Linked DNA regions of Homo sapiens: region 1 is linked to region 2. The links are chromatin contacts, found by Hi-C or POLR2A ChIA-PET in ENCODE. All regions are on one chromosome and are shown on one strand. The core of a region is the stretch at or near the end of the contact, and the rest is flanking DNA. Distances in the headings are between cores, read along the strand shown. Region 1 holds the start of HTR1D (5-hydroxytryptamine receptor 1D). Region 2 overlaps LUZP1 (leucine zipper protein 1).

Region 1 (3,635 bases), core at 434-2,933, 120 kb after region 2:
ACATGATCTCCATCCCCCACCCACGGGCTGCACTGGGACTTACTTGTTCATGAGATCAAAGCCTTGGTCTGACAGCAGGGCCCTGAAGTGCTTGTAGAGGTTGTTGTAGGGGTAGAGGCCCTAGCCCCTGCCAGTCAAGTCCAGCTGGCCTGGTCCCTCCCTCCTAGCCACCCTCTAGGTCCCAGCTTCCTGGATGTCTCAATGACAAAGGCTGCCTACTTCTCCCCACCAGTGGAGCAGGACTAAAGACTGAAAAAGGCTGGCTACCCCAATGGCCTCACTTGCTGCTGATAAAGTGTCCCCAAATGTCCTTGTGAGGAGGGCTGAGACCCCAGCCAGTGGCTGTGTGATCCAGAGGACAGCGCAGACCCACACCACGGGCTCAACTGGAAAACACTGGAAGCTGGTTGCAAGGAAGAGTGGAGGGGTTGCTGCTGCTGCTACTCAGAGAAATGATGGCCACTAGTGGCTGAGCTCTGGTTTGGAGCCAGGGGCTGTGCTGAGTGACAATCCCATTAGATTTGTACAGTAAGCCTGTGGGGTGAGAATTGTTGTCCCCACTTCATATGGGAGGAAACCACACCTCAAAGAAGGTAAGGGCTTTCCTGAGATCACACAGCTAGTAGGTGGCCAAGGCCAGTTTGCTAATGCAACCGGGACCCTGACTGAGAGCCCTGCTCTTAATCCCGAACTTTCCCAGACCTGGGGACTTTAGTCTTAGATTCTTCTACTGGTAGTGTGACCTTGGGCAAGACGGATTCCCCACTCTCCCCATTTGTAATAAAGCAGATTTCTCAGTGCCCTTCCAGTTCCGGCATTATGTGATTAGCTAGGATTTATACAGAACTTTACAGTTTCTAAAAAAAGCATCTAGCGGGGATCTCACTTATTTCCAGGGACCCTGCAAAGTGAGAGAATGCCCCTCTATTTGACAGACGTGCAAACTGAGGCTTGGAGAGATGCAGTGACCTGCCCAAGGTCACAGAGCCGGTCAGCCCCAGCCCGGAGCCAGCCGGGGCTCCACACCGGACCCCCTTCAACTCTCTCCAGAGAGGGGAGGCCCCTCCGCGGCGCCGCGCCCGAACCTGGCCAGCAGGGGGCAGCGCCCGGCTTCCCTTGGCGCCCGGGGCCCCTCGGGGGGCGTCGCGGTCCCCGGCCCGGGGGTGCTTCCTGCCCCTCCAGTTCTCGCCTGGGCGCTGGGCACCCCCAACGCGCGCGTGGGATCCCGCAGCCTCCCTGGGCGCTGCCTCAGTCCTCCCTTTTCTCCCGGGGCTCTGGACGGCCACCCCCGGTGGCCTCCCTCCGGCCGGGCAGGTCCTCCGGGACCCTCTCCCTGGCGCGCGCCCGTCCGAGGGCACAGAGAGGCGGGACGCCCCGGGCCCCCGAGGCCCCAGGAGGGGCGCCGCTCCCGGCCTCAGTTCCCCGCGGACGGCCGCTGGGGCCAGGCTGCAGACGCGGCCCCGAGAGCTTACCCGCTGCCCGGCGGGCAGGTGCGCACACCCGGCGTACCCGCCCGATCCACTTCCTCGCGCGGCGTCTCCCCGTCGCGGCCGCCTTGTCTCCGCCGCGACCCCCGCCGAACTCGGGGGCCGCCCGCCCCGCCGCCCCGGGGCCCTTTCCGGCTCGCGCCCTCGCGATCCCGCACCTGCCTCCGCCTCTCCCAGAGCCCTGCGGCTCCTTCTCCGCGCTCCCCTTCCCGCGCCCGCCGCTCCTCCTTGCTCCCTCCTCCAGCTCCTCCCTCGCCGGGCTCCCTCCCTACTCGGCCCCCCGCCCGCCCGGAGGAAGGCTTGGCCCCCGGCCTCCCCGCTCGGGATGGTCCGGAGCTCCGAGCCCCGGCCTGCGACTCGTAGCAGCCCCCGCCCAGCACCCGGGGTGGGTACGCGCAGCGGAAGGGAGGTGGAAAAGGCCCCGGGCCAGCGCTCTCCGGCCCCCACCTGTAGGAGGGCAGGTGGGCTGGCTCTGGGGTAGGGGTCTGCAGGGAGGTGGGCCATGCCCAGAGACACTTGGTGAAAGTCCAGCCTCCCCTATCCGTCCGGGTCCCCGGTGTTCATTCCTAGTTGGATTTTTGTTTTCTTCGTCTAACAAATATTGATTGATCTACTGTGTCAGGCATGTTCTAGGCACTGGGGATACAGCAGTGAACAAAACAGAGGTAGACCTAAGGGAGCTTCCGTTCTGTTGCGGGGAGACAACACATTTAATACGCAAAATGCATAAAATATTTATAGAGGTAAAGGGTAGGGAGGATAAGAAAGCAGAGAAAGAAGGTAGGGAGTGGAAGTGAGGGCTCAGGGGCACCTCCCTGCAAAAGTAGCATTTGAGCAAAGTTAGGAGGTGAAGGAGTGGGTCTTGGGAAAGACCCTGAGCCGGATGGTGTCCAAGCTGGATGAATGGAAGGGGGCGGGGGGGGGGGGCGGTCAGAGAGGTAGGGGAGGGACAGCTCCCAGCATCCTTCAAAGGACAGATTCCGAGTGCCAGCCCCCAGCCCCCAGCAGGTGTTTGGGATGCTGAGATGAACCAGCCTGGTTGCAGAGAACCAGGGGAGAGAGAAGACTTGAGCACAAAGACAGGACCAGCAAGAGGCTTCCACTGAAGACAGTGAAGAGGCACGAACACCGGCCATGGCTTGTGTCCAGGTTTCTCGCAGCTCATGAGGAACTGGCCTTGCCTTCTGTGTCCTTACCGGTTTTTTGGTTGGTTGGTTGGTTGGTTGGTTGGTTGGTTTGGAGACGGAGTCTTGCTCTGTCGCCCAGGCTGGAGCGCAGTGGCGCGATCTCGGCTCACTGCCACCTCCGCCTCCCGGGTTCAAGCGATTCTCCTGCCTCAGCCTCCTGAGTAGCTGGGACTACAGAAGCGTGCCACCTGCCCGGCTAATTTTTTGTATTTTTAATAGAGACGGGGTTTCACCGTATTAGCCAGGATGGTCTGCATCTTCTGACCTCGTGATCCGCCCGCCTCGGCCTCCCATAGTGCTGGGATTACAGGCATGAGCCACTGCGCTCAGCTCCTTACTGGGTCTTTATCTGCTTGTTCTTCATGTGTTTTGAAGCCTGTTATTAGTTAGGGGCATTAAGATTGTTATGTTATGTTTGTTTGTTTTTTGTTTTTGTTTGTTTGTTTGTTTTTTAGAGACGGGGTCTTGCTATGTTGTTCAGGCTGGTTTCAAACTCCTGGGCTCAAGTGATCCTCCCGCCTTGGCCTCCCAAAGTGCTGAGATTACAGGTGTAAGCCACTGTGGCCAACCCTGTTATTTCTTCTTGATGAATTGACCCTTTTATCATTACGAAATGACCCTCTGTCCCTGGTAACATTCTTTGTCTTGAAGTCTCCTTCACTGGGTGTAGGGAGAGGCCAGCAGCACCTGCCGGCATTGGTTTATTCGCAGCCCACACAGCTGTTGGACATCTGGCACACCCAAAACTCAGCAGCTCATCTAGACTTTCTATTCTGTGTCCTTCTGTGTCCTTCTGTCTCCACATAACTCTCTACAAACCTAGCCCTCCCCTCCTTTCTTCATGCCCCACCCTCTTGGTTTACCATTTGATGATTGGCCTGGAGCCTACATCTCTCTCAATCTCTCTCTTTTTTGGAAGCCTGTGATCAATGATCATTAATAATGCAAACATTCTTTTCGT
Region 2 (3,501 bases), core at 790-3,289:
CATGGAGGGACTGTAGTTATTGATAATGTCAAAAACGAAGGTATAATCATAGGAATCCTGTGGGGGAGTAGGGAGAAGTAGAGAACAAGATCATTAGAAGAGAGAAATAATTGAGAGGTAAAGGTGTTGCAAGGGTCACCAGCATGTAAGCGCCATAAATTAACAGGAATAATGCTGGAAAGAGTGACGTTAAGACAGAATCTGAAGTTGTTGAGAAGTTAGGGGCAGTGACTCAGGGCGTCGACAGACGGCAGCAACGATAGAGTATTAGGTGATGTCGTCCAATAAGATCACATTTAAAAATCAAGGACAAGAGTGAAGAAACAGTCTGAGACATAAGAGAAAAACAGCCACCACTGGAGAGGGAAGAAATGACTCCAACAATGATCCTATGAGAAAGCTCAGGGCAAAAGAAAAACAACTGAAATTGGGCCTGGAGGAGACGCCAAATGCCAATTCTCTCCAAGCCTGATTCTTCTAATGGCTGCACTATAAGCCTAGAACCACCAGATGGAGCCCAAGCTCAGCTCCTCAAAAACACCAACGCTTGAAGGTGTTGAAAAAACCAAGCCTTCCGCTTCCATTCAGATTCTGCCCACCCCGAATACTGCTCCCTGTCCATCACTCTGCTTCTCTGGGTACATCTTTCTCTGTCCTCTCATCTTTGCCTCTTTTGGTCCCCCTTCTCCTTTCCCCAGCCTACCTGCTTCCTCATTCTCAAAAACGGAGAGGGAAAAAACCTCCTATAGTTTATGTTTTTAAAAAGAAAGCTTTTCCCTTTTAAAAACTCTTGCATTTGGCCTTCTGCCCAGTGGTACAATTAAAATCTTGTCAATGTATACACAGGGTTGGTTTGGGAGGACTTAATTAAGTTTAGACCACACACCAATTTTAAATGAGTGTATGATACAAAGGGTCTGTGTTGCCATCGTAGTCATTGGAAGACAAATGATATATGATTCATCTATAAAGTGCTTTAAAACAGCATATCCTCATAAATATGCTTAAACCATTAAATTGTGTATTTTAAAGAGATAAACTTCATGATAAATAAAGCATATCTCAATAAAGCTGTTAAAGAAAACCCAGCTTATCCTCAAACTGTAGCATTCTCTCAGCACATCTTATTTGTACTAGCTTATACTATAGTTTTCACAATCTCTTTTTCAAAAGAAGGAAACGTTAAACCTTAGTATAGCCCCATCTATAAATTATCATAATTCTGAATTCAGAGAGTCTGGGAATTATACCACCGTTTTATTTATTTGGCTTTTAGTGCCAATTTTATATGTTTTATCAAGACTCTGGATGATATGAATCAACTAGTACAGGCAATGAAAAAGCTAAACCCAGTAAATATGTAGCAAATACTTACTGGAAACATACAGAGAAAGCAGGTATTACACACCACTGCTTAAAACTCTCTAAAGGTCCTGGCTACTATTAGGATAAAGTCCAAATTCCCCATGATGGCACCCAAAGCCCTTCATGATGTGGCCCCGCCAGCCTCTTCATCTACATCCTCGCCCTCCCTCTTCCCTCTGGTCCCTCACTAGTTTGATTCCTTCTCATTTCTTCAGATCCCACTTTAGACAATACATCCTTCTGGAAAATTCTGGAGTGCCTTCTTCAAACCCCAGGCCAGATCTGGGCCTCTCTTTTTTGCTTTCACAGTCTGCTACATATTTCCCATCACAGAACCTATCACACTCTATTGCAGCTTTATTTACTCAATTCTTCTCTCCAACTTGTGTCACCACTATATTCTCAGTACCCAGCAGGGAGCCTAGCACACAGGGAATGCTGAAAATTCGATGAATTTGACTGATGAGTGAGCCTCCTAATTATCAAATAGCTTGTCGGCCCTTTGGCAATGACCATTAACAGAAAATAATAAGAATGTCCATGACCTAATCATGGATTACAAAGGAGAAAACAGATGGCAAGAGTGAACAGACAGCACAGAATCTCAGGCCCTGTGGTAATGCTCTGAATGATCTCATCCCTAGCCCTGTGCCACTTGCACAATGTCTCAACCACAATTCTCTCCCCCTGACCTGCTGGGAAGCCCTTTCTTGCAGGTCTATGCCACACAAACAGGACATAGACATCAAAAAACCACAACACTCACAGGATGTTCAGCTCTAGTTATCGGACCAAATGTTGGAGAAGTAGTAGAAAACATTTCTGGATCTTCCTCCACTCCTCAGAATGAGATTTCAGAGCCAGAAGGTAGCTAAAGATCATTTAGTCAACTGGTTTTCAAACTAGACTCAGCAAATCCCCTTGGGGTCATTTAGGGGAAAGACAACAGGGGAGATATTTTGAGCAGGCTGAACTCCAGGCTCCTTTCACTTACTCAACCAAAGCAACTGATTTTTAGCTTCTTACAATATTGGGCTTCTCCTATATGACTTTATTAAAGAATTCTACATAGCTTTTATTTAAAATAAAATCACTTACTTCATTCAAACCCCTTATTTTAGAAACAAGGAAACGGACTCAGAAGTAAATACTGTGCTTTTTCCAGCAGTTTAGCAAAAGTCAAGGACTTCAGTCTCCTGACTCTATGTTCAGGATTCTTCCCATTATGCAAAATCACCTCCTTATAAACTCTTAAGCATTTTTACAAAATGAGGAGTTCTAAGCACTACTCTATAAACAAACTAACAATGACAAAAGAGTATAAAGGAACAAATAAGTACAACCACAAATAGGGCAGTACTATACTACAGGCAATACTAAGTACCTTATATACATGATTTCTGCAGGTATCAGGAATCTCAGATCATTTACTTTACATGTTCCTACGTTACTCCACGGAGGTTTTCCCTCAATGTCCACACAAAAACAATATGGTAATCCCTGGACATGTAAAATGCTTAGCAGAATACCTTGCACATAAGTCACAACAAACAGTAAGCTACTACTATTATTCTATTCAGCTTTCACAATAACCTTATGGGGCAAGGACTCTCAAATTTTCCCAAAGTACGCAGCTAGCAAGGACAGTCAGAGTGAATCTAGGTCCAATTCCAAAGTTTATATTCTTTTAAGAATACCATACTGTTTGGCCAAGTCACTGATTTTCTCTATGCTTTAGTTCCTCTGAAAAAATAAAAGAATATCAACTACCTTACAGCAACACTATGCAATAAAGTTAGCAAAAGCACTTTGAAAAGTCCTATGCATACCTAAAGTAAGTTTCATCAGGGAAAATCCTCCTAAAAATAGTGATTCACTAAGATCATCCCTTCTCCCCAGAGTAAACAAGGAACTAGACTGAAAATGGGGTTAGGAGGTCACTTATCTCTGACCTTTTGGCCCTAAGTAGCCAGGATAAGAAATGCTTTGCTACCTCCTGGATCATCCAAAAGCAAAGTAGACACCTCTCTTTCTACTGCCTCCCTTACTCTGTGTTAAGTATGTTTATCCAGGCAAAATTCATTTATTTAGCAGACATTTATAGAACACCTATGATGCACCCAGCATTTTGCCAAG

What was found. Hi-C counts contacts between places; a loop is a spot of excess contacts on that map. ChIA-PET counts read pairs that join two places held with the same protein, here RNA polymerase II (POLR2A). Pooled maps may share reads with other maps.
Region 1: a loop to region 2 is called in a pooled map, with 2.7 times the contacts of the local background. The contact joins the promoter of HTR1D here to the enhancer-like site in region 2. A Hi-C loop is called at or near these places in 1 of 37 single-sample maps with no recorded cell type and 6 of 50 pooled maps. POLR2A ChIA-PET finds 5 or more read pairs at or near these places in 2 of 52 experiments (K562 and PC-3).

What each region holds. Positions count from the first base shown.
Region 1 is chr1:23,215,819-23,219,453 of GRCh38, forward strand. It overlaps HTR1D (5-hydroxytryptamine receptor 1D), which reads right to left and starts at 1,684. Exons shown (of 2, transcript NM_000864.5): 1 at 1,473-1,684.
Region 2 is chr1:23,098,397-23,101,897 of GRCh38, forward strand. The region is part of intron 2 of LUZP1 (leucine zipper protein 1); the gene reads right to left. Among named protein-coding and RNA genes, the nearest start is that of MIR3115, 56 kb to the left of the region's middle. Within about 2 kb of position 2,040, at least 15 of the 41 ENCODE cell types and tissues checked have a DNase peak (open chromatin) inside an H3K27ac peak, as active enhancers do; they include PC-3, where a contact is called at or near this core.